2 separate regions of the Homo sapiens genome follow, and region 1 is linked to region 2. Evidence: read pairs that join two places in POLR2A ChIA-PET (ENCODE). Cell type or tissue: Panc1. All regions are shown on one strand. Each heading gives the region's core, and the rest is flanking DNA. Links, peaks and the distances in the headings are about the cores only.

The links. Peaks named below come from ENCODE experiments on the same cell type or tissue, not always from the same donor. Only the 100,000 strongest peaks of a DNase experiment are listed, where the experiment ranks them.
Region 1: POLR2A ChIA-PET joins it to region 2 with 5 read pairs; 7 of 35 experiments call an interaction of 5 or more read pairs at or near these places.

What each region holds. Positions count from the first base shown.
Region 1 is chr1:40,825,809-40,836,790 of GRCh38, reverse strand. It overlaps KCNQ4 (potassium voltage-gated channel subfamily Q member 4), which reads right to left. Exons shown (of 14, transcript NM_004700.4): 10 at 5,487-5,707; 11 at 3,678-3,777; 12 at 1,693-1,824. Among named protein-coding and RNA genes, the nearest start is that of CITED4, 31 kb to the left of the region's middle. RefSeq lists an enhancer at 1,667-2,192. In Panc1, for the core only: no CTCF peak of the experiment used is centred there; no DNase peak of the experiment used is centred there.
Region 2 is chr1:40,933,309-40,949,819 of GRCh38, reverse strand. It overlaps the pseudogene LOC100128362 and the pseudogene UBE2V1P8. Among named protein-coding and RNA genes, the nearest start is that of CTPS1, 38 kb to the left of the region's middle. RefSeq lists an enhancer at 4,490-4,989. In Panc1, for the core only: no CTCF peak of the experiment used is centred there; no DNase peak of the experiment used is centred there; H3K27ac peaks cover 2,444 bases.

The DNA.
Region 1 (10,982 bases), core at 2,568-5,067, 110 kb after region 2:
TCCTGTCCTCATTTTACTTGACTTACTAGCAGCACTCAACACATCTGATCACCCCTTCTTCCAGCAAACCCTTTCTTCATTTGAAACACCACCCTCTCCCAGTTCTTTTCCTACTTCCCTGACCTCTCCTTTACAGTCTCCTTTGTTAGTTCCTCCTCTATCTCTGCAACCTGGAAACACTGCAGGATCCAAGGCTCACTCTTGGGACCTCTATTCTCTATTTACTCCACTCACTAGTTGATGTCTTCAGATCCATAATTTTCAATTCCTCTACACTTTCGACACCAAATCTTCATCTCCATCCTGTACTTCTGCTCTGCACTCCACACTTCTCTATTCAACTGCCAGATCAACACTCCACTTGAATGTCAGATAGGCATCACAAACCCGGCACCTCCCAAATCTCCTGACCGAAACTTGCTCCATTCATTGCCTTCTCCATGTCAACAAATGGCAACTCGATTTTTCCTCTTGCTGAAGCCAAAAACCTTAGCTTCATCCTTGACTCTCTTCTTTCTCTTAACACCCCATCAGAAAACCCTGTCAACTTTGCCTACAAAATGTATCTAGAATCTGACCACTTGTCCCACCTCTGCAGCTGCCACTCTGTTCCAAGTCCCCACGGTCTCATGCGTGGAAGTCTGAAGCAGGTTCTCATTGGTCTACCTGTGTCCACCCTCACTCCGCTAAGTCCATCCTCAACACAGCACCCAGGGTGATCCTTTTAAAAGACAATTCAGATCTTGTCAGTCGTTTGCACAAAACCCTCCAATGCTTGCAGCTCATCCTGGATGAACACCAACGTCTTTGCAGGGGCCTACAGGACTTTACACTCTCTGAGTGCCGTTAGCCCTCTGACCTCACCTCCTACCTCTCACTCCAGTGCAGCCACACCAGGCTCCCTGCTGTGCTGAAGCCAACACTCCAGCCACTTGCCCCTCTCAAGTCCTTGGCACTTGCTGTTCCCTCTAGAACCTTCTCACCTATTTAAAATTGCAAACCCTAACAGCCTGACCCTTATTTTCCTCCTTAGTATTTATCGTTGTCTGACATATTCCAGTTTTACTTATTTATCACTTATTCTCCTTCCACTAGAATGAAAGCTCCATAAGTGTGGGAACTCTGCTGCGCTTTCTGCCATATCCCCACAGGCTGGCAAGTAGTAAATGCCCACTGACTATTTCTCGAGTGATTAAATGAATGAGTGGACAGTGAAAATGCAGGCCAGAAGAGGAGAAGGGCAAGGTGCAGGTGATGTGGGTCTTGGGGTGAGGATTCTTCCTAATGCTGGGTCTACCAGAGAGATGTGGGAGGATTCCAGAGGCAAGAGGTGGGCAGTGAGGACAATTTGCCTATTCTCTTGGGAGATGGGAGGTCAGTGATTATTTTAGGCTGATTATTTTAGGACCAGGAAACAGTCATTCTAAACAAAGCCCCCAAGGCATATGAGTCAATAGGGCTTGCACAGAGGACCCACCTCACAGAGAAACTATGGTTGGGTTGTTTCTCAGCCTTGGGACGGGTGCTGGGTCTGGCCTCAGGCTGGCACTGCAAGCCAGGGACCTCCTCAGTCTAGAAACTCAGCTGCAGCAGTGAGCCCTTGGGGGTGCTCGGGGGTTGGCCTCAGACTTCATTCAGGGCTGGGGTCGCTGCCTCCCTGCCCCTGCCTCCCAACAGGCCCGGTGCACCCACCGAGTTTGCAGGCTCTTGATCCGGCCCAGCATGTCCAGGTGGCCTGCTGAGTACTGCTCAATGACGTCCTTCACGTCGTACGGTCGCAGTGTCTCCTTGAATTTCCTTTTGGCCACCAGGAACTTGAGAATCCTGTTGGGGGAGGGGGCTCAGAGGGAGTGTCCTGTTAGAGCAGGGATTCTTTCCCAGCACCCTCTCCATCTCTTTGCTATCCCCTTGTCCAGCACCAGGGCACCTCCTGCTTGGCCACCATGAACAGCCTCTGCTGCGTCTCCCAGCCTCCCCTACCTCCAAGTAGCAGAAACAGGGATGAGATGGAAAGGGGTTAATCAACCAGCCGGGGTGGAGGATGGGGTTCAGGGTGCCATGGTATGAGAAGACAGGAGATCAGCCTCGAGAAGGAGGCTGGGGTGTGCTTTGAAGAGCCCTGCATCTCTGGCAGAGACTGGGCAATGGGACATTGTGGGGCAGGCACATCAATAACTCTGTTTTTTTTTTTTTTAATTTTTATTTTTTAAAGAGATGGGGGTCCCACTATGCTGCCCAGGCTGGTCTCGAACTCCTGGACTCAAGCGATCTGCCCGTCTCAGCCTCCCAAAGTGCTGGGACTACAGGTGTGACCCACTGTTCCCGGCTCAGTTACTCTGCTTTAGCATGCCAGCTCTGCCAGCCTGTGTGGAGAATACCCTGGAGGGGCAGAGGCGTGGGCAGGGAAACTAGCTTTAGGGGATGGGGGAGGAGATATGGAAGAGCTTGGAGCAGTTCAGGAGGTGGGGCTGAAAGTCTCCCTGGTCTGAGTCCAGGATGACTCCCATGGCTTGGGTGACCAAGTGGATGGTGGTGCCACTGCCTGAAATGGGAACCAGCCCAGGAAGAGGAGCAGGTTTGGGGCATGCTGGCTGAGAGGTCGGTGGGGTGGCCCAGGAGAGCTGGCTTGGGTCAGGTGGCAGGTCAGGTACTATGTCCTTGACACTGGGCACATGGAGGGGAGAGAATGGATGGGTGAAAAGGGGGTAAGCAGAGGCTTCAGACTGTGGGGGGTAGTGGGGACAGGTCCAGCTGACTCTGATTTTATCTATTTATCTATTTAGAGACAAGGTGTCACTCTGTCACCCAGGCTGGAGTGCAGTAGCTCAATCACGGCTCACTACAGCCTCAAACTCCTGCACTCAAGCCATCCTTCCACCTTGGCCTCCCAAGTAGCTGGAACTACAGGGGCACACCAACATGCCTGGCTAATTTTTTAATTTTTTTTTTTTTTTTTTGCAAAGACAAGATTTCACTATGCTGCCCAGGCTGGTCTCGAACTTCTGACCTCAAGTGATTCTCTTGCCTCAGCCTCCCAAAGTGGTGGGATTACAGGCATGAGCCACCACGCCCAGCCTGACTCTAATTTTAAAAGGAATACAAGAAAAGAGGCTTGTGGGCAGGTGTATCAGCCAGGGAAGAAAGTGGGGAGCCCAGAAAACTTGGAGGTTGAGGGGGTTTCTGGAGCTAGAGCTGCAGGCTGGAGATGGAGACTAGGCCAGGACGGCACACCAAGGAGCTTGGAGGCCAGATCCATGCCTAGGCCGTGGCCTAGGAGACCCTGGTCCCTGCTTAATTTTTGAGGCATGGAGACAGCCAGTAGAGCAGGGGCTTTCAAACTTTTTTGACCAAGACCCACCATAAAAAATACATTTTTTTTTTTTATACAGTTTCACTCTTGTTGCTCAGGCTGGAGTGCAATGGCACTATCTTGGCTTAATGCAACCTCTGCCTCCCAGGTTCAAGTGATTCTCCTGCCTCAGCCTCCCAAGTAGCTGGGATTACAGGCATCCACCACCACGTCTGGCTAATTTTTTGTATTTTTAGTAGAGACGGGGTTTCACCATGTTGGCCAGGCTGGTCTCAAACTCCTGACCTCAAGTGATCCACCCGCCCAGATGGGGAGCAGCAGTGGGTGGCACACGGAGGGGGGTGCTCGCCTCAGGCCTCAGTCTTACCTGATGGAGCGGATGACTGTCTTCACAGCAGGCATGATGTCGTCCACCGTGAGCTCACACTGGTAGCTCTTCTCCTCTGCTACTTCCTCTGAGGGGGCATCTGAAAAGGCAGGTATGGGGCAAGTGGCCCACCAAAGGGGCCACTCCCAACCTCCCATCCGACCCTTGTATGCCAAACCACCAGTAGAGTGTCCAATAGGAAGACAGAGGCCCAGAAAGGGCTCAGAACCTTCTTGGGGCTCCTGTGTCTCACTGCCCTCCCCAGGGTGGAAAGCCCCAGTGTGTTGCATGCCCATCTGCCCCGGTGGCCAGTCAGGGTAAACATCTGCCTGGTGGGTAGGTGGGAGCTGCTTTAGGGCACAGCTGGCCTAGTCCAGGGCAAGTTTGTTGCACAAAGCCCTGGAGGAAGCCCCACTGGTTCCACCTTGCAGAACAGTGAGCCCCAGAGATAAGGGGTTTGATGGCACTGCATGTAATCATGCACACAGTCTTCTCCTTCAGCTAAGATGGAAGGACACCCAAGTGGCTGGCTCCCAGGCCCAGCTCTGCTACTAGGGAAGGCCCTTAAAACAAACCATTCTTCCCTGAATGAGAGAAGCTTCTCTGAGGCTAGTGCCCTGTGTTGCGCAGAGAGGTGATGCTGTCCTTGCCTCACAGGAGCAGTGGCAAGAGCCCGGACAGCTTCCAGGACAGGGAAGGGAGGTCCTGGGCACCAGCTGTGCCCAGGCTTCTATGGGCAGCACCTCTCAAAGACTGGTCTATGGGGTTCTGTAAACTCTGAGGTGTCAGCCAGCAGCATCTTGAGGGCTGACACAGCACAGGCAGAAACAGCATGGCTGGGTCCCCTCCCTCCAAGGCCAAAGGGGGAGCTGTCCCCATCCCCCATCCTTGTGCACTCACCCCACCTCTCCCCACCCAGGGGCCTAAAGTATGTCAAAGCTGGGAGAAGTCTTCCAGGGGGCTTGGTCCAACCCTCTCATTTTCCTGAAGAGGACACTGAGGCATGGAAAGGGGCAGTCTCCTGCCTAAATCACAGTGGAAGTCTCCAGCAGAGCCAAAACTCAGAAAAGTGACATCAGCATGGTCCACAGTCTCATACTTGCAGCCTGGGCTGGGTGAAGAGGGGTAGGAAGAAGGCCTGGGCTTTGGAGCTGAATAGACCTGCTTGAGGAGAGCACCTCTGCCACTCACAAGCTGAGAGATCTCAGTGCCCACGTCTGTAAAGTGGGGACAAAAACAGAACCTACTTTCCAGGGTCACTGGGAGAAGTAAATGAGATAAGCCAGTGCTGGGCAGTGCATAGTCAGGGCTCATCAAGGATGCATTCCTGCCGCTTCCAAAGTACATTTGTGTTTAGCTATTTGTTGAGCACCTCCTATATTCCCAAAAGTCTTCTGTTCACCTTCCATGGATTATCTCATTTAATCCTCACAATAATCCTAGGAAGTGGATGCTATTATTGTTCCCATTTTATGAATGAGGAGAATGAGGCCCAGAGAAATTAGGTCACTCGCCTAAGATAAGTGACAAAGCCAGGATGCAAATCCAGGCAGTCTCGCTCCAAAGCCTGTGCTGCTAACCCCTATGAAATGCCACCCTCCACGTGATTCCCAAACAGTCTGATGTCCATTGTATAGCAGAGCAAATATTATAATGCCCATTTTACAGATGAGAAGACCAGAGCCCAAAGACGGTCCATCAGTTCCAGAGCTGAGACGCGAGCCAGATCTTTCTGCTCCCAGCCCAGACTGTCCCCGCCCTGCCACCCTCAGCCGGCCCTCGATCGGACTCAGCCCCCCGGGGGCTTACCCTCAGCAGAGGTGCGGGGTTTGAGTCTCAGAGATGCCCGGAAGCGGGTGCGGTCATTGAAGCTCCAGCTCTTTTGCACCTTGGTGGGGCTGGTGGCCTCACCCACCTGCTCGCTGCTTGGGGAGGTGGGCATTGTTGGAGGTGCCAGATGCTGCTTGGAAGGACCCGTCCGCCGCTGGGAGCTGCCCATGCGGATGCGGTCTTTGATGCCCATCCGGCTGCTGGCAGGGCAGGCAGGTTGGGAGAGAGCCAAGTTAGCCAGAGCTGGGGGTGGGGGTGAGTGGGGACAAAGCTGACTTAGGACTTGGGGGTGGCTATTAGGTCTGGATTCCCCGCCAAGCGGAGACTTCTTGGGATGGAACAAGGATGTGGTAAGGGAGGCCCTCACTCCTACAAGAGGCTGATTCGGGGTCAGTCGAAGCAGATCCTCTCCCCACCACCCACATCCCACCCCTCATCACCCGGACAGATAAGGGGTGCACAGGAGACAGATGTCAGAGTGGAAGGAGTGGGAGAAATCCAAAGTCAGAGACACAGACAGGAGGATGTGGGAGCTGGGCCTGGCGCAGGTGAGTGGGCAGAGGGTGGGGGTGGCGACCCCTTTGGGCACAGACAGGCTGCTGAGGGTCGGAAGCTCACCTGGCCATGCACACGGAGGTAGGCCTCCAGTCCTCACTGTACACAGGGGCAGGCTGTGTGGAGTCGAGGGTGTGTGTGTGTGCGCGCATGCACACACACACCTTGTGCACACACATGTGCGAGTGTGGGTGTACAGGCACTGGTGTGTGTACATATGTTGGCGTGTGTTTACATGTGTCATTTCATATTTTCCTCCACTCCCCACTGCTGCGGCTATCTGATCCCACACTGGTCAGGGTTTTAGGGCCTCGTACAGCTGTGCAGGCAGTGCACTGCAAAATAAGGACTCCATCACACAGACTTCCATGCAGTGGTGCCCTGGAGGTGTGCAGCGTGATGGCCTACTGAGGGCCTCGGCCCCATGGTTCTAGCTGCTGGGCCCACATGTATGCCCAGGCCATGCCTGGTGCCTGCCCTCTCAGTGAGGGTCTCTATTTGATAACATGTTCTTCTGTGGTCTCTCCTACCTAAGTTCAGCCCACCTTGATTGACATCCTGCCTGTGTGGTCTTGGATCCCCGCTAAAGATCTACCCCCCGATACTGCCTACTGAGCTCCCGGTTCAACAGCATTTACACAGTCTGTGTGCATGTGAACGTGTACGTGCACGTCTACACATGCACTCAGACTTCCCTTCCCGCATCCAACTCCCCACCACGTTCCCCAAACGTTGGAGGAAAACAAGTTAGCAGAGGCCTCATTCCCCAGGACAAGCCCTGGTTAACCATGATCTGGTAGAGTAACTCTGTGTCCAAGAGGTTCAAGGACAATGTTATGGCTGTTGGGGTAGGACCTATGCAAATGTCCTCCATCCCATGCCCTGTGACGTCATCGCTGCCTCCCCTGCTGTGGTTTGCCACTAGAGATTCCGACAGGTTCAGGTTCGGGTTCAGGGGGACCCACCCCAAATGTCTGGGGCCCCAGATCAAGAGAGTACCAGCCAGCCTTAGAGGAGACCTGAAGTGGGGCAGGAGTTGGGGGAGGACACCGTGTCACCTACTCTCAGAGGCTTTCAGATCAAGGGTTGAGCAGAGAAGAGATTCTGGTTTCGGTATTGGGTGGGAACTGGGGTCTCCCATGCCCAGGGCATGGGGTGGAGGGGAGGGAGCCAAGGTGCTGAAGTGAGGGAGACCTCGAAACCAGGGGCACCTTCAGGAAGGTGGCCAGGATGTAGGGCCATCCTTAGGGGTGGCGGCCTCTGCCCAGAGGGGAGAGGTTAATAGGTCAAGGATGGGGGCCCTGAGGGTATCAAAAGGACAGGGACAGTTCCCAGTTCCCACTATCCAGCATGCTCTCCACTGGCCCAGGACTCCATCGACACATCCCAAAGATTCCAATCAAAGTTTGAGGTTGGCTCTCCCAAACTTTCCTCTGCAGAGCCATTCCTGCAGGCTCCCTCATGCTGGCAAGCACCCTCCACCCTGCCCGGTCCGTGCAACCCCTTCTCCTGTCCTCCACTCCTCCAAGAGGGAGAGGAAGAGAGGAGAGTGGAGAAGGCCCTGACACTTTGGCCAAGGGCCTGGAACTCCACATCACTGCGCCCACCACATAAGGCTCCAATGGCGTTCTGGAGAAGAGGGCAACCTCCCTGTCAAAAGAAGTAATGCAAGCAAGGCTGAGCTTGCACTCAGCAGGACTTATGGAGGAAGGAGTTCGAGGGCTTGCACTAGAGACCTTGAAAGGTCCCTTTCCAGCTCTGATTCTGTGATGGTTGAGGAAGCTTCCAGTCTGGTTTGTGGGGTTCTGTAAGTTTCCAGCCAGCCAGAGGCCCTGAGCTCCTTTTTAATGCAAGAAGGCACTGTTTTCCCAGGAGTGGGTCTGGATTCCAGTTCCTTGGGCAGGGCCCAGAAAATGGCTCATATCAGCTCCTCTAAGTCTGAAAGCTAAAAGAAGGTGGAAGAAAACCTGGCACACAGTGGGCACCAAAAAGCTCTTTCCCCTCCCAGGCTCCCAGAACGTGCAGGGTCCCATCAGGCTGCCTTAGTTCTTTCAGTTCTCTCAGCCACTGTGTGTGGTGGGCGGTCTTTACCATCCCTATTTTATATACACGGAAAGAGGTGAGATGATTTGGCCAAGGTCACAGAGCTCCTATGAGATGGAGCAAGAACTGGAACCCAGCCTTCTCTGACTTCAGAGTCTATGTTCTTTTTCTGGGTCAAGCAATCAGGATAGGGTGTAGAGCAGTGGTTCTCAACTGGAGCAAGTTCCCCCACTCAGGGGACATGTGGCAATGTCTAGTAGGTAGACATCTAGTAGGTAGAGGCCAAGGGTGCTGTTCCACATCCTACCATGCATGTGATAGTCGCAATCCACAAAGAATTATCTAATGTCAATGATGCCAAGGTCAAGAAACTCTGGCTAAGGATCTGTTGGTACCTGGGAGAAAGATGGGGTGGGCTGGACTGTGGCTGCCCTGCTGGGGAGGCCGAGCTCTGCCCAGGCTGCCCTGCTGGTCCCAACCCCTTGAACTCACTTCCACAAGGACTTTCTTTAGGGCCTCATGATCTGCCCTCCCAGGGCCACTCTCACTGGGGGAACAGAGGCAGCCTACGACTTCTGAAGCCACATACAGCCCCTCTTCAGGGACTATGGAAACAGCCTCGCCACTGGCCTCTGCCATGGCTGTGTCCTTCCTGTCCACACCCTCCACAGCCAAAGGAGGCTTGCAAAATGGCGGGCCTGACCCAGAGACTCCTTAGCTCAACGCTTCAGCTCAAACCATTGCCCACAGCCATGGTTTCTAAGCTATTTTCTTTTAAGGTAAATAAGATCTTAACTGCTGAACATACCAAATCAAATAAGGCCAATATTTATTGGAGCCAGGTCCAGTTTTAGTGGAAGCAGACCCTATTTACATCTGCATTTTACATCTGAGGAAACTGAGGTGCAAAGGGGTCAGGTGATTTGCCCAAGGACACACGAATAGTGGGTAGTAGCTAGATTGTGGTCCAGAACCCACGTTTCTAGGAAAAAACACCTCTCAGCAGAAGCACACATGGGCAGCCAGGAGCCCTGCCACTCATCTCCTAGCTCCGGGACCCCAGCCCACAGGGCCCCAGAGGCACCTTTGGAAACCCAGGACTCCATGAGCTCAGGCTGCCAAGCATGCCAACAGGGTGAAGCTCACACTGGGCTTTTAGGTTCTGCATGACCCAGCTCTGCCCCCAACCTTCGCTCTGATGTCCAGTCTCAGGGGGGCCAAACTGGGCTGCCAGCTTTTTTCCCCACACTGTGCTCCCTCTTGCCTCCTTGCTTGGGTCCGTGCTGCTTCACTGCCTGGAATGCCCTCCCTGAAACCCACTGCTTTTAGGGCTTCCTCTGGGTTGTGTGCCTGACCCGGGCTCCACAGCCCCTGTGCTTCCTCCCTTTGTTGCACTCATCACACTGAGCTGCAATTACTCTTTGCAACTCTCCGAGGACGATGTTTTATTCATCACCGTGTCCCTAGTGCACAGAGCAAGTCCTGGCACAGGGCAGGTACCAAGGAATGCCATGGAGATGCCGCTAAAAGAGCTGGGGTCCTGGAGCTGGCAAAGGTGCCAAACCCAGCTCCTTCAGGCATCTGCTAGGTCCCCAGGTGGGTAGCAGGGAGACAGAAAGCTAAGCCCAAGGCCTGGCAAAAGTCAGAGTGAGAAGGACCCTCAGAGGTCCTCTAGTTCAATCTGCCCATTCCACAGACGGAAAACTGAGGTCCAAGAAGGGAAGCAATTTGGCCAAGATCACAGAGGGCATCAGCAGCAGAGCCAGCACACATCCTTAAGGCTCCTGCACGTGCCCCTCCTGGCACCCTGGGCCCATGCCCCAGACCTAGCAGAGGCATCCCAGAAAGGCGAGGGGTTCACTGGGCACCCAAGGCAGACGGCAGGCGGCAGGCACATGCACCTTGTCCTTGGCCCATCCTGTCCCCTCTCCAGCCCCCAAATTGGGTGGGGCAAGGAGGAGTGGGGACAGGAGGAGCAGGCGAGGGGGTACCTCGGTCTCCAGCTGGCGTGGATCCGAAAGAAACTCCGTTTATTATTAAACATCTGGCTGGAAGTTTGAGAATAAGACACGAACAGAGGTTAGCGGGAAAGGGGCTGTGGGCAGAGTGTGGGGAGCTGCTGGGATGGGGCCGGCCTCCGGTAGCTGGTGGGAAAGAAGGACCCCCACCTAAATCATCCTCCAGCCCCATCACCAGAACGTAGATGTTCTCACACTTTGCATAGGGATCCCCTGGGGACCATGTTACATATGCAGAAGGCTGTGTCTCTTCTCCAGAGATTCTGATCCTGTGGGCTTGGAGACAGGTCCAGGTATCTGCATTTTGAACAAACACTCCATGGGATGCTGATGCAGGAGGTCTGGAGACCATGGTTTGATAAACTCATTGCAAAACCCTGAAGAGGAGAGGTGCTGGCCCTGGCAATGCCATCCCCCAGGAAATCCTGCTCCTTTAGCACCACTTCCTGTGGGCACACTTGGCCCAGGTCCATCCCCAAGCACCACCAGAGGTGTGGCCAACCGAGTGTGTATATGTGTGTGTGTTTTTGGTGGAGGAAGGGTGTCCTGGCTGGCGGTCTAGACAGCCACGATTAACGATACGGCCATTGGGCCTGAGCCTGGTGACTGATCTACAAACCATGGCTCAGCCCCCTGGGGTCCCTGGGAGAAAGGGCCACTTTACTACCATCACCCTGTGTCCCAGACACTCGCCAAGTCCCCTCCCAGGCAGATAGATACGAGGCTGGGAGTCAGTGACAGCCAAGCCCTTAGTAGTAATCTGTTCCTGGGCCCTGGGGGTGTCAGGGACCAAAGGAGCCGTGGGGAGTGTACAGGTACTAGGCCCCAGGCTAATGTCCATTCCCCTTGCCTTCCTATT
Region 2 (16,511 bases), core at 5,377-7,876:
GTGCTGGGAGTAAGTGCAGACATGAGCCACCATGCCCAGCTGATCTCATTCTTTTTTATGGCTGCATAGTATTCCATGGTTCTACAAAATATTTTTTAAAAATTAGCTGGGTGTGGCAGCACACACCTGTAGTTCTAGCTACTTGGGAGGCTGGGGCAGGAGGATAGCTTGAACCCAGGAGGTAGAGGCTGCTATGAGCCGTGATTGCACTGGTACACTCCAGCCTAGGTGACAGAGCAATACCCTGTCTCAAAAAAAAAAAAGAAAAGAAAAGAAAAGAAAAGAAAAAATAAAATAAAATAAATTAAAGGAAAGAGCTCCTTGGTCCTTGCGTCATTTTCCCTATCTCCTCCCTTTGCCCTCCCTCCTTACCTCACTCCCTGGCTTCCTTCCTTCTCAAGCTTCTAGTGAGCCCCTGCTCTGTGCCAGGCCCCTGGTGCTGGGGACACAGGGACAAACAAGTACTTCTTGCCATTCTTTCCATTTCTTGTGGGCTGTAGCACAGTGCCGCACATGCTATGTTATTAAGTTATCTCCACCACAAATGCCGTTTCCACCAGATGTCATTAGTGGCAACATGATCTACAGTCTCACTCACTGGCATTGCAGGATAGAATACAGCATAGCCCGCACCCACCTCCCCACCCCTCCAACCCTACCTACCTCTGCCCTTCTTCCTAAAAAGGGCAGATGCCATTTCCATTAGCCCTGTAGGGGGCACTGTCTGCCTCCTCCCTTTTTAAAAAAGGACCAGCTGGTAGACAGACTTCGTGTATCTGCCTTTTCTCCTTCATGCTTTCCTGCCATTCATGACTCATTGCTAATCAATTTTCTCTCTTCCTTGTGCCAGTTTTATAGCCAGGCTTCGCCATCTGCCTGGTGGGCGAGTTGTGTTAGTCTGTGTTTGTGTTAATAAATTAGTTCGAGTAATATTATCTGTGCTGGCTGCTAGGAATACAGACAACAGTTAGCCCTGGTGTCTGCCCTAGGGAAGCTCACAGTATGGGGTGGGAAGGGGAGGCTGCTATTCCCGCACTCTGCGAAAGGGCTGCTGGATAGGGTAGCTTTACTGTTAAGGGTGGGACTGCACTGTATTTAGGGCATGTTTACTATGCCCCAGTGAGCCCTGGGCAACACAAGGGCCCCTTTGGCTCTCTTGGCTCTGAAAAGGAAGCCAGGAGTCTTGGTGGGAAACCTCTAATAGCCGGGGGAGGGAAACGCTGTCCGGGAGAAAACCCTATTTGTTAGCAGTCTGGGAGTCATCTGTCCTTCCAGGCCGACTTTTAGTAACCATAACATCAGTTAAAATAATTTTTTTTTTTTTTTTGACACGAAGACTTGCTCTACTGCCCAGGCTGGAGTGCAGTGGTGGGAGCTCGGTCCACTGCAACTTCTGCCTCCCGGGTTCAAGCAATTCTGCTTCAGCCTCCCGAGTAGCTGGGATTACAGGTGTGCGCAACCATGCCTAGCTAATTTTTGTATTTTTAGTAGAAATGGGGTTTCACCATGTTGGCCAGACTGGTCTCAAACTCCTGACCTCAAGTGATCCATCTGCCTTGACCTTAAAATAATTTTTAATAAAGATGATTTTTAACATTGTTACAAAAGTAGTAATGTGCTCAATGAAAAAAATTTCAGTGATAGAGAAATAAAATGAATTTCAATCTTTGCCTTCAATCTGTCTCACTGTTAACACTTTAGTATGTTAATTTCCAGGTATACATAATAGATATTATAATCATATAGCTACATATGTGTATGTGTTTTTATAATCAAATATATGTGGAAAGAGCTAGAGAGATTATTGTCTTTCTTTTTTATTTTTTTATTTTTTGAGACGGAGTTTCACTCTTGTCTCCCAGGCTGGACTCCAATGACGTGATCTCGGCTCACTGCAACCTCCGTCTCCCTGGTTCAAGCCATTCTCATGCCTCAGCCTCCCGACTAGCTGGGATTACAGGCACGTGCCACCATGCGCAGCTAATTTTTGTATTTTTAATAGAGACGGGGTTTTGCCATGTTGGCCAGGCTGGTCTTAGAACTCGTGACCTCAGGTAATCCACCCACCTTGGCCTCCCAAAGTGCTGGGATTACAGGCATGAGCCATTGCGCCTGGCCAAGAGATCATTTTCAAAATATAAATAAAAATATAATAAAATATTAGGCCGGTCGTGGTGGCTCACACCTGTAATCCCAGCACTTTGGGAGGCTGAGGAGGGTGGATCACCTGAGGTCAGGAGTTTGAGACCAGCCTAGCCAACATGGTGAAACTCCGTCAAACCCTGTCTCTACTAAAATTACAAAATATTAGCTGGGTGTGATGACACGCGCCTGTAATCCCAGCTACTTGGGAGCCTGAGGCATGAGAATTGCTTGAACCCAGGAGATGGAGGTTGCAGTGAGCTGAGATCGCACCCCTACACTCCACCCTGAAGGTTAGAGCAAGACTCTGTCTCAAAAAAAAAGTATATATATATATATATCTATATATAATATTAAACATATAAAAATACCTGTTATAACATGTTATCTATATAATAATATATCTTATAGATATACAATATACCTGTTATTCAAATTGCTTTGTCTTCCAAACGGAGAACTAATTTCCATGTTGGCAGGTGTAGATGGATCTCCCTCATTCTTTTTATCAGCTGTATAGTATGGACACACCATGAGGTACCCAATTCTCTGGTGATACTCATGCAATTCCTGTCTTTTGTTATTATAAACAATGCTGCAAAGAACCACTATATATTTCTCTTTGCTCACTTTTGCCATTATTTCAATAAAATAAATTCTCAAAGGTGGAATGGATTTGATCAAAGGGCACATAAATATAAAGTTCTGATGAAATAGATGAATTTCTTTCCAAAAATAATATTGCAATTTGCATTTGCCCCAGGAGTGATGAGATACCAACTGACACGCTCCCCAACACTGGGTGCCTTTTAATTTTTGCAGTCTGATACATGAAATATATTATCCCATTGTTGTTTTCATTTGGATTTCTGTGGAGTCAAACATCTCTTCCTGAGTTGATTGGCCATTTGAATGTCATCTTCTATAAAGTGTATTTTCCCATGTCGTTTGTCTATTTTTCTTTTCTTTTCTTTTTTTGAGACAGAGTCTCACTCTGTTGTCCAGGCTGGAGTGCAGTGGTGTGATCTTGGCTTACTGCAACTTCCTCCTCCCAGGGTCAAGTGATTCCCCTGCCTCAGCCTCCCAAGTAGCTGGGACTACAGGCACCCACCACCATGCCTGGCTAATTTTTGTATTTTTGGTAGAGACAGGGTTTTACCATGTTACCTAGGCTGGTCTTAAACTACTGACCTCAACTGAACCACCCGCCTAGGCCTCTGTAAGTGTTGGGATTACAGGTGTGAGCCACCACGCCTGATTATATTTTTCTTACTCATGGTTTTCTTCCTTCCTTTGTACTTTTTAAATATTTTAAAATAATTAATTAATTTTCTTTTTTTTGAGGCAGAGTCTCACCCTGTTGCCCAGGCTATAGTACAATGGCGTGATCTCGGCTCACTGCAACCTCCACCTCCCAGGTTCAAGTGATTCTCCTGCCTCACCCATCCAAGTAGCTGGGGTCACAGGTGTGTGCCACTACACTGGGCTCATTTTTTGTAACTTCAGTAGAGATGGGGTTTCACCATGTTGGCCAGGCTGGTCTCAAACTCCTGACCTTGTGATCTGCCCACCTTGGCCTCCCAAAGTGCTGGGATTACAAGCGTCAGCAACTGCACCCAGCCTGTACTTTTTTTTTTTAAGTTGATTTGTAGGAGGTCTTTGCATATCAGGTTATTAGCTCTCATCTGCCATGTGGAAAGCAAATCAGTATTTTTTATAATTTAGTGTTTGTCATTTGCCTTGCATATGTTTTTTCCCCCTACAGAAGTTTAAAAATATTTATGTAGTAAGATCTGTCCATCTTTTCCTTGATAACTTCTGGGATTTGTGTCATATTTTAGAAAGATTTTCTCCACTCCATGATTAGGAAAACATTCTCTGATATTTTCTTCTAGCATGTTTATGGTTTTGTTTTTTACCAATGCATACTTAATCCATCTGGAATTTATTTCAGTGCATGCAGTAAGTTAGAGATTCAGTTTGGTTTTTTTCCAGATGGCTCATCAACATGTAGTTTCCCCTTACATATGTGAAATGCCACCCTTATCATACACCAGATTTTCTTATGTGTTTAGGTCTATTTGTGAATTCAATTCCACTTTACTTCTTTGTCTTCAGTTTCTGAGCTAACACGCTTTAATTATCGTAACTTTGAACATGCTCATAATCTTTTCCAAACCTTTCTCACTATAATAGCAACAAATCTCCTGAGAAGCTGCACACCCTTTCTTTGGCTCTGTTAATGTCTCTACAATGAGGCCAAACAGTCTCCTCAAGGTGACTGTAAATCTTTCCGCCCACTTTCCTTTGTTTATTCCACACTGCGCACCTGCTCTGTGTCTTGGCTGTGTGGGATCAGGAGAGACAGAGGGAACAACACAGATGCAGACCCAGCTTTACATGCTAACTTCAGTGATTAACCCTCAAGGCCACTGCAATTTTCATGATGACAAGTTCAGGGACACTGAACTTGCTCCCAGGGACTCTCCTGGAAACCATGCCCGGATCTCATTGCTTTCGGATGCCCTCGAGCCATGGCTCAGCCAAGGCCAGTGGTAACAGAGCCAAAAGAAGTTAAATTTTAAATAAACCTGACTTCCTCTCCAACATTGTTAGAGAAACCCTGATCCAGTTCATTCCGTTCCCATTAGATAAGAAAAAGCCAAAAAAGATGCAGTCATTGGGAACTGTGGTATGCTGTGAGCTTTTGGAAATGGATTCTTTTCTTTCTTTGCTTTGCTTTGCTTTGCTTTGCTTTGCTTTGCTTTGCTTTGCTTTGCTTTGCTTGCTTTCTTCCTTCCTTCCTTTCTTTCTTTCTTTCTTTCTTTCTTTCTTTCTTTCTTTCTTTCTTTCTTTCTTACCTTTGTTTTTTCCTGGAAGGGAAGAAAATGGAAGAAAGACTCTTGAGAAGGCTAACTTGTCTGGAAATGGTCTTTGAAGCTCAGCAGTGAGAAGACAGCATATTATGGGTCTGGTCCTGTGACCTTGAGCACGTCATTGAACGTCTCTGGACCCCATTTCACAAACATTCAGGCCCAACAAATAGGCGCTGTGCCAGAAGCTTTATTTATGTACAGTCTTATTGGATGCTCAGAACATTCTTATGAGGTAGAATCATTACTCCCTGGTTTACGCACAAGAATACCAAGATTCAAAAGGGAAATAGACAGTATGCCTGAGGCCACTTATTTGGAAGGAGCAGAGCCAGCAGAGGGTGCTTCTCCCTGTTACTGGGCAGAGTAGCGGGGGTGGAGTGGGGCAGGGTTCATCACCCCTGCCAGGAATCAGGACCCACGATGAAGCTACAGCCATTAAGACAGTACGGTATCCACATAGGGACAGACACATTGACCCCTGAGAAGGAGTAGAGAGACCAGAATCAGATCCACATATATATGGTATATATATGCGGCAGGAGTGGCATATCACAGCGAAGAAAGGGAGGATGGGCCAATAAACAGAGCTGGAAAAATTACTTCACAACATAAACAAAGATCCGCACTAGATGTTTTAAGGACTTAAATTTAAAAAAATAAAACTTTAAAACTATTAGTAGAAAATATAGGTGGACTGCCTGTGGTCCCAGCTACTCAGGAGGCTGAGGTGGGAGGATCTCCTGAGCCCAGGGAGGTCGAGGCTACAGTGAGCCATGATCATACCACTGCACTCTAGTCTAGGGGATAGAGCAAGCCCCTTAAAAAAAAAAAACAAAAAACTTCTACAATTCAGTAAGAAAGAAAAATGGACACAAAAGGTATGAGCAGGAGTTTTTTGTTTGTTTGTTTGTTTGTTTTGAGATGGAGTTTTGCTCTTGTTGCCCAGGCTGGAGTGCAATGGCACAATCTCGGCTCACCACAACCTCCACCTCCCGGGTTCAAGTGATTCTCCTGCCTCAGCCTCCCGAGTAGCTGGGATTACAGGCACGCGCCACCACGCCCGGCTAAGTTTTTGTATTTTTAGTAGAGACGGGGTTTCTTCATGTTGGTCAGGCTGATCTCGAGCTCACGACCTCAGGTGATCCACCCCCCTCAGCCTCCCAAAGTGCTGGGATTACAGGCGTGAGCCACCATGGCTGGCCAAGCAGGCATTTAAGAGAAGAAGAAACACATATAGCCAGTAAGTTTAAAGAGATGTCGAACGTTGTTAGTGATCAGGAAAACACAAACCAAGGCTCGGTGAAATACCATTTTACATCCCTTCAATTTTCAACAGTTTAAAGTTTCATAATATGGAGTGTTGGAAGGATGTAGAGCTCCAGGATCTCTTGCATATTGCTGGTGGAAATTTAAATTGGTGACACCATTATGGAAAGGTCTGGCATAATCTTCTAAAACCAAACATTCTTATAGCTTATAACCCAGCAGTTTTACCCTAGCTGCACTGTCCATTCAGTAAAACTGGAAACCATCTGGGATCAGTTGCATTTGCTCATAATTATTAATTCCCTCTTCACCTTGCTAGGCCTCTTCGTTGGAAAAAGACCCTTTCCTAGGAGAGCTGCAGCTGACTCTTGGCCTCACAGAATGAGAACTAGAAATAAATGTTTGCTACAACAAGCCATTGAAGTACTGGGGTTGTTTTTTTCCTGTAGGAAAGGATGAAAACACACCCTATGCTAAATGGGATAGGACAGTGATGAATAGACCTTGGTATGCTCATGTATGGTACACAATAGACAGCAATCAAGATGAATGAACTGCAGGGACATGCCTCAGATATGAATTAATCTTGCCAATCTAATAGTAAGTGAGAAAAGTAGATCTCAAAAGATTATAGGCTGGGCACAGTGGCTCACGCCTGTAATCCCAGCACTTTGGGAGGCTGAGGTGGGCGGATCACAAGGTCAGGAGCTCGAGATCAGCCTGGACAACATAGTGAAACCCCGTAGTCTCTACTAAAAATACAAAAAATTAGCTGGGCGTGGTGGTGTGCACCTGTAATCCCAGCTACTCGGGAGGCTGAGGCAGGAGAATCGCTTGCACCCGGGAGGCAGAGGTTGCAGTGAGCCGAGACTGTGCCACTGCACTCCAGCCTGGGTGACAGAGCAAGACTCCGTATCAGGGAAAAAAAAAAGATTATATTATTTCGCGAAGTTAAAAATGACTAACATTAAAAGTACTCTTTTGAGCCTTTGAGCAACAGCAACACAAGATGGTAGCCAATTTATGAAAACAGAATATGCAGCTACAAAAATAGAATATGGACCTAAATACTCCACAGCACCTCCGTTTGTAAGATTTGTAACAAAAATTAATAAGAATGGAGTTAGTAGTTCTAATGGAGTGGTGGACCAAGAACCTTATTAGTGCTAGCAAAATGGCAGAATCCATATAACATCAAAGTTGTCCTGCAAGAGCTTCAGCGCCTAAAGATGTCTAGTGAAAACATGAAACTCCCTCAGCTGCCTGAAGGACAGCATTACAGCAATTATCCAAAAGGAAAACCACAGGCCCTTTTCCTTCCCCCTGGAGTTTGCTTTAAACGACTTCATTTTCCACAGTAGTAAATTTTCTAGATACATCTCGTAGACCTCAAAGTACAGGAAAAGAAGCTCACTCAAAGGAAATTTATCTTAAGATACTGTAAATGATACTAATTTTGGTCCATTTGAAACATATAAGTTGTGCTATAACCAAAAATGTACTCTTAAGGAATACATATTATTGCAAGAAATTATAACAAGGAAAACGAGAATGGTGAGCAGACAGGACCCAGGCTGATGGGGACCTGGTGCCAGGGAAGGAAGGCTGACTCATCCATGAAGCACCATAGGCACCATGCCTAGGGCCCAAAATACTTTTAGAGGTCCATGAAAATGTGTTTTTTGTTTTGTTTTGTTTTGTTTTTTGAGACAGAGTCTCACTCTGTCGCCCAGGCTGGAGTGCCGTTGTGCTATCTTAGCTCACTGCAACCTCTGCCTCCTGGTTCAAGCGATTCTCGTGCCTCAGCCTCCCGAGTAGCTGGAACTACAGGCACGCGCCACCATGCCTGACCAATTTTTAATTTTTGTATTTTTTGTAAAGACGGGGGCCTCGCTATGTTGCCCAGGCTGGTCTCGAACTCCTGAGCTCATGATCCACCAGCCTCAGCCTCCCAAAGTGCTGGGATTACAGAAGTGAGCCACCGCACCCGGCCATTATTATCTTTTTAATCAGAAGAAACTAATGAACTTTTTAGTTCAAAGAAAATGTTTTACTATATAACAACATATTCTTTATTACCAATGCAATCATAAAATATACGTATACATATATATTTTTGTACACGTCTGGTATACATATATATTTTTGTGCACGTGTATATGTGTGTTTAGGAAGAGGCCCACAAAAGCAAAATGTCCCGGATCCATGCTGCAGGGGATGCACGTATGGTTATTTGTACCTAAAAAGTCAAGGTACTAGCTTTGGTTTGGGGTGAGATGTTACATTATTATTATTTGTTTGTTTTTGAGAAGTGGTCTTGCTCTGTGCCCCAGGCTGGAGAGCAGTGGCACAATCATGGCTCACTGCAGCCTTAACCTCTCAGGCTCAAGCTATCCTCCCACCTCGGCCTCCCAGGTATCTAGGACTACAGGCCTGTGACACTACGCCCAGCTAATTTTTTCTATTTTTTGTAGAGGTGAGGATCTCACTGTGTTGCCTGGGCTGGTCTCAAAATCCTCAAGCAATCCTCCTACCTTGGTGTCCTAAAGTGCTGGAATTATAGGCATGAGCCACTACCAGGCCTGGCCTCTTTTTTTTCTTTTCTTTTTTCTTTTTTTTTCAGAGACAAAGTGTTTTTAGAGACAGGGTCTTACTTTGTCACCCAGGCTGGAGCACATTGGCACAATCACAGCTCACTTCAGCCTCGAACTTCCGGGTTCAAACAATCCTTCCATCTCAGCCTCACACGTAGCTAGGAATATAGGCTCATGCCAACACACCCAACTAATTTGTTATTACTTTTTGTAGAGACAGGGTCTCCCTATGTTGCCCAGGCTGGTCTTGAACTCCTGGGCTCAAGCCACCCTCCTGCCTCAGCCTCCTAAAGTGTTAGGGTTACAGGCATAAGCCACCATGCTGGCCCTGGACCTGTTATGAATGTGCCATTGCCCAGGCGTGGTGGCCCATGCCTGTAATCCCAGCACTTTGGGAGGCCGAGGCAGGCAGATCACTTGAGGTCAGGAGCTTGAGAACAGCCTGGCCAACGTAGTGAAACCCCATCACTACTAAAAATACAAAAAAAAATTAGCTGGACGTGGTGGCGTGCACCTGTAATCCCAGCTACTCGGGAGGCTGAGGCAGGAGAATCACTTGAACCCAGGAGGCGGAGGTTGCAGTGAGCTGAGATCGCACCACTGCACTCCAGCCTGGGTGACAGTAAAATACTCTGTCTAAAAAAAAAAAAAAAAAAAAAGAATGTACCATAAACCAAGGATTATAATCATCTAATTTCATGGGCCTGGGATACCCCTGAAAAACAATTAGCAAAGATATTAAATGTGAATTTGTAAATACTTCCAAATAAAATCTTTTCAAAAGTTTTATTTAGAGATCTGAGCTTCCTTCTGTGCACATCAATTTTTAGATTTTTTGTCTGAAACAGCTACACAAAATTCCTGCGCAAAATTTTAAAATGAAATTGAAATTTTAATGGAAGACTCTAACAGTACTTGCTTTTCTGGCATGAATGAATGAAATTGCTTGCAATGATGTAAGTGGACTTTGAACTCAATTGAACTTTGTTGTTTCAAGTATTTCGAAATACTCACGATTTCAGAGAACCAAGCTCTGGAGCCAGAGTGAGTAGGGAAGAGACACAGTAGTTGTTGGCCGAGCACTGTGGAGAGTCTGTGGGCCAGCAGCAGCACCAAGCAACTGTCAGTGGCCACAGATGCATGTGGCCCGTGTGCAGCAGCCAGCTCGGGCAGGTGGCATCATGGATGAGGTGTTCTCCAAGGAGCTGGACCAGTGGATCAAGCAGCTGAACCAGAGAAAGTAGCTATCCAAGTCCCAGGTCAAGAGCCTCTGCAAGGAGGCTAAAGAAATCCTGACAGAAGAATCCAATGCACAAGAGGTTTGGTGTCCAGTCACTGTCTCTGGAGATAAGCATGGGCAATTTCATGTTCTCATGGAACTGTTTAGAAAATTACCAGATGGCCGGGCGTGATGGGTCACGCCTGTAATCCTAGCACTTTGGGAGGCTGAGGCGGGCGGATCATTTGGGGTCAGGAGTTGGAGACCAGCCTGGCCAACATGGTGAAACCCTGCCTCTATTAAAAATACAAAAATTAGCTTCCCAGCTACTCAGGAGGCTGAGGCAGGAGAATCACTTGAACCTGGGAGGCGGAGGTTGCAGTGAGCTGAGAGCGTGCCACTGCACTCCACCCTGGGTGATAGAGTGAGATCTCCATCTCAAAAAAAAAAAAAAAACCAAAACAAAAATAGAAAATTACCAGATACAGATACAGGCTGGATGTGGTGGCTCACACCTGTAATCCTAGCATTTTCAGAGGCCAAGGCAGATGGATTGCTTGAGTCCTGGAGTTCAAGACCAGCCTGGGCAATATAGCGAGATCCTGTCTCAAAAAAAAATTAATAGAAAATTACCAGATACAAATTACTTGTTTACAGGAGATTATATTGACAGAGGATATTATTCAATTGAAATAGTTATGCTGCTCCTAGCTGTTAAGGTTTCTTACCATGAATGCGTCACCATTCTTCCAAGGAATCATGAGAGCAGGCAGATCACACAAGTTTATCATTCCTATGAAGAGTGTTTAAGAAAACATGGAAATGCAAATGTTTAGAAATATTTTCCAGATTTTTTTTTTCAAAGACTGGGCCACCCAGATTGGAGTCCAAGGGCACAAAGATGGCTCACTGCAGCTTCAATCTCCCTGGCCCAAGTGAGCCTCCTACTTCAGCCTCCCAGGTAGCTGGGACTACAGGCGTGCACCATCATGCCCGGCTAATTTTTTGTATTTTTTTGTAGAGATGAGTTTTTCACCATGTTGCTTAGGCTGGTCTTGAACTCCTGGGCATAAGTGATCCACCTGCTTTGGTCTCCCAAAGCGCTGGGATTACAGGCATGAGCCGCCATGCCCGGCCTTTACAGGCCATCTTCCTCTCACTGCCTTGGGGGATGGGCAGCTCTTCTGTCTCCATGGTGGCCTGTCGCCATCTGTAGATACACTGCATCACATCAGAACACTGAATTGCCTACAGAAAATTCCCCATGAGGGTCCAATGGGTGACTTGCTATACTCAGATCCAGATGACCATGGTGGCTGGGGTATATCTCTTTGAGGAGATGGTTACACCTTTGGGCAAGATACTCCTGAGACATTTAATCATGCCAGTGGCCTCAGGTTGGTGTCTAGAGCTCACCAGCTGGTGATGGTGGGACATAACTGGTGTCATGACTGGAATGTAGTAGCCATCTTCAGTACTCCAAACTATTGCTATCATTGTGGTAATCACACTGCAATCATGGAACTTGATAATACTCTAAAATACTCTTTTTTTGCAGTATGACCCAGCACCTCACAGAGGCAAGCCACATGTTACTCATTGTACCCCAGATTACTTCCTGTAATGAAATTTTAAGCTGGGCATGGTGGCTCACGCCTGTAATCCCAGCACTTTGGGAGGCCAAGGCGGGAGAATCACCTGAGGTCAGGAGTTCAAGACCAGCCTGGCCAACATGGTGAAACTAAAATATAAAATACACTAAAATCTACTAAAAATACAAAATACACTAAAATCTACTAAAAACACAAAATTAGCCGGGCATGGTGACATGCGCCTGTAATCCTAGCTACTGGGGAGGCTGAGGCAGGAGAATCGCGTGAACCCAGGAGGCGGAGGTTGCAGTGAGCCGAGATCGTGCCATTGCACTCCAGCCTGGGAGACAAGACCAAAAATCCATCTCAAAAAAAAGAAAAAGAAAAAGAAAAAGAATTTTAAATTTGAACAGGATTGCCATGAATTGTATATTGACTTAATGGAAATGGGGACAGCAACAGTAACTCCAAAGTGTCAGAAAATAGTTAACATTCAAAAAATTTGTTTTCACATGGACTAAAAGCTGTGCCATATAAAAATACAAAGCTTTTTGTCACCAAGCCGTGATCACTTTAGAATAAACCAGTTCATTGTATGCTGGAGCAACATGGTGTTTGCAGTTACTTTTGCTTTCTTTGAGAGACCGCAGATAATAAGATGTAAATTCACTTTGTGAATACAATTTAACCTCCATCTAGCTATAGCTTTACTCAGCATGACTGTACATAGGGGTAGCAGAAAACAATCACTGGATCACTGGAACTTAATGAAATTAAAAAAAATAAATGCCAAGCCCTCCCCTCTACTTAAGGGTTTTGAAATCGTTCTGTTTATTTTCAGGGATACCATTTAATTTAATTATAAGACTTGCCTCCACTCAGTTTGTCGCCTTCTCAAATCTGAGCCACATGCCATTCTTCGTTATTGTCAGAACCTAGTGAGTGGTTTTGAACAGAGCTGTTTTTGCCCCTTCCTGTAAAGTGATGTTTTATTGCACAAGAGCACTGCAGAGTTTTCATAATAAACTTGCGAGCTCAGAAAAAATTACTCATGAAGCTCTTATTTGCAGTGTTTGTTATTAAAGCAGGCACCCTAAAGAGTATAGCCAGCAGGGACAGATCCAGGTTTTGTGAAAGCCTGAGGTTTATATAAGTGTGTGTGTGTCTGTGCGTGTGTGTGTGTGTGTGTGTGTGTGTTTGTATGGTGAGGAGGGCTCTTTATGAAAAAGACTGCAAAATTCTAAGTACAAAATTAGGTACTACAGGAGATTGCATTACTGGACCCAATACTTCCCCCCTCCTTGGGTCTACATCTTTGCCATATGACTTTGCAGTTTGGGCCACTAAAGTGTCAGAGTGTATTTCTACTCTTCTTGACTCTGGCCTTGGCCATGTAACTTGCATTGGCCAATGGGATTGAGTGGAAGTGACAGCATGTTACTTCTGAGTCTGGGTCTTTCTTCTTTGTACCTTGTCTTCAACATGAGGGCATTCACTGGTTAGCACAGTGGTCCCAGGAGGAAGATGAGGGATACAGGGAGCAAAGCCATCCAGCTGACCCAGCTTAGATAACCTAGCTCACAGCTGCTGTGGCCTAAAGCATCCCAGCTGATCTGCAGATCTATGCCAATAAATACTTGTAAGCCGCTGAGTTTGGGGACCATATGTTACACAGCAGTACTCTACCAGTAGCTAACAAATGCAGGTATAAACATGAAGGTTTATTTGTAATGAGAAAATAAATCACAACAGATAAGATTTTAGCAGCTGACAAATAGCTCAAAAGTCACAGAATCCAGAAAAATACATAAATTTTCATTAATTGCCATCTGACATACCTCTATAATATCCTATATGTTGGCTACATTTTCTTTGGTTGCCTCTCCAATATAACAACTTAAATTTTTTTTTTTTTTTGTAATTTTGTGTTTCTACAGAGAGGAGGGAGAGAGGATTCTCTCTTTCTTCTGAAATGGTTTATTGAAAAATACTTTTTAATTGGTAATTTAGTAAAGTTTCGTCTAGCATCATAACTGACTTTAGGTCATGTTGTTTCAATTATTAAGATTGTTGCCAAAGTTGTGAAAACCTCCATCAAGTTTCTTTCAGGACATTTTCAATTTTCTTGTACAATTAATTGTAAATCTTCTTTTAATTGATTCTCATTATCCATTTGTCATCAATGTTCTTTTGTAGTGGTACATTGTAAGTTTCATGCTTTCTTAGTTCAGTAATGTGTGTCAACTCAGCAAAAGTAAATATTTTTTCCACTGTGTCCATGATCTACTCCTTTTTATTATTCATTATTATTATTTTGAGACACAGTTTCACTCTCCTTGTCCAGGCTGGAGTGCAATGGCCCGATCTCGGCTCACTGCAACCTCCACTCCCACATTCAAGCAATTCTCCTGCCTCAGCCTCCTGAGTAGCTGGGATTACAGGCATGAGCCGCCACGCTCAGCTAATTTTGTATTTTTAGTAGAGATGGGGTTTCTCCATGTTGGTCAGGCTGGTCTCCAACTCCCGATCTCAGGTGATCTGCCAGCCTCGGCCTCCCAAAGTGCTGGGATTACAGGTGTGAGCCACCGTGCCCAGCCTATTGTTATTATTTTTAGACAGGGTCTCACTTTGCCACCCAGGCTGGAGTGCAGTGGTACCATCATAGCTCACTGTAACCTCTAACTCCTGGGCTCAAGTGATCCTTCTGCCTCAGCCCCCAGAGTAGCTAACTGGGACTGCACTGCATGCCACCATGCCTGGCTAATTTTTTTTTTTTTTTTTTTTTTTTTTTGCTATGGGGTCTTTCTGCCATATCTTATGGGCTAGAAAAAAATTTTATTTAAAAATAAAATAAAATAGATTTGGGGGTCCTTGCTATGTTGCACAGGCTGGTCTCGAACCCTTGGGCTCAAGCAATCCTCTCACCTTGGCCTCCCAAAGTGCTAAGCTTACAGGCATGAACAACTGTACCCACCTATTCCTTTTTAGTAATTGGATTACCAAAGACTCCAGAAGGCTATTTATACCTGCTTTGCAAATTTATCTTTTCCTCTTACTGAGTTACTGCTTTTGGAATGATCTGAAATTCTTTTGTTACCATTTTCTTCCATCGATTTTCTGTTGATTTCTACTGGTTTCATTGTTCATTTTTATGGCCTTTATTTTATGCTCTATTAAGCTTTAAATATTTTTTGTCAGCTATTTAATATATAAATTTAAAGGTAACAAAAGGAAATATGTAATTTCTTAATTGTTTTATTGGAAATCAGATGTCTGTCCTTCAGAGAGGCCTTGACCACTCAAATCATGGAGCTCTTCCCAGCACTTTTTAACCCTTGATTTGACTTTCTTTTCCTTTACAGCAGTTGATCTGATGTTAAATTACGCACTCACGTGTTTGTTGTCTGTCTCCTCCAGTTAGAAGCTAAGGAATTAGCTCCTTGAGCCCTAGAACATTGACAGATAAATAGATATTTGTAAAGTCAACGAATGAATGAGTTCCCTAAGTGCCAACCAGTGTCCACACTGTGATTTCTGTCCAGCTGCTTGACGCACTTCCAGGACTGGTAAGAGTCAGTGACTGCTGAGAATCCACAGTGCCCTGAACCCTACCAAAACGCCCCACCCCCATCTCCTTTGTACTAAACTGGGTCTCCATTTGTGACATCTTTTCCATTAAAAAAAAAAAATGTGTCCTGGAGTGGTGATCCCAGCACTTTGGGACGTGAAGGTGGGAGGATCATTTGAGCCCAGGAGTTTGAGAACAGATTGGGCAACATAGCGAGACCTTGTCTCTAAATAAATAAATAAATAAATAAATAAATAAATAAATATAAATTAAAAAGGGACAGACTCAGACTTTTTTGATAGATTATACAAGTTATTTCTCTCTCAACCCAAAGTCTCTGTTCAACCTATAGTTACTTTGCCTACTTTTATATTCTTAATATAGCATGATTTAACTTTCTGTATTATTCTTACCCCCCCTTAAACGAGTAACCCCATTTGCAGCCTCCAACTCAGCATATCCTAAACTGAATGCATCACGTCTCCCTGCACGTGAGCGGGTTCATCTTCAGTTGTTCAGCCACTCAGGCCATGAGTCCAGACGCATTCTCAGCAGTTCTCTCTTCCAATTGCTGCCCATTCTCCATCAGTCACTTATTTCTGTCATTTCTTTGATCTCCTCACCATTTCTTTCATGCTTGCATTTCTCTCCTTCCCCACAGCCAGCACCCCAGTCCAAACCCCTGTCTTCTCTCACCTGGATCAATCTCCTACTGGTATCCTCTACCAGTCTCTGAAATGGTTTGTTAAGACGCAGATATGATCTGGTCACTGCTCTGATTGAAACCTTCAAAGGCTTCCCAATGCTCCTGGGATAAAGCCCTCAATCCTTACATGCCCTGCCAGGGCATGCATGGTCTGCCCCCCTCTGCAAATTCATCTTCTACCTCTGCCTTCTCATTCCCTGCCCTTTTGCCACTCTGGCCTTCTCTGAGTTCTTCCAAAATGCCAAATTATTTCCTGGCTCAGTATCTTTGCACACTCTGTTCCCTCTGCATGGAATGCCCTTCCATCCCCTCTTGGCCTGGCAACTGATGCTTATCCTCAGTCTTAGTTTAAATGGCATATCCTCCAAGAAGCTTTCCTTGAACCGTGGGACAAGCCTGGGCCATCTGTTTTATTCTCCCATTGTGCACTGTACTTTTCCTTCTCAACATTTATCAAAAACATAAATAGGAAAGCATAAATAGGGCCAGGCACAGTGACTGATGCCTGCAATCCTAGCACTTGGGGAGGCCTTGGCAGGAGGATTACT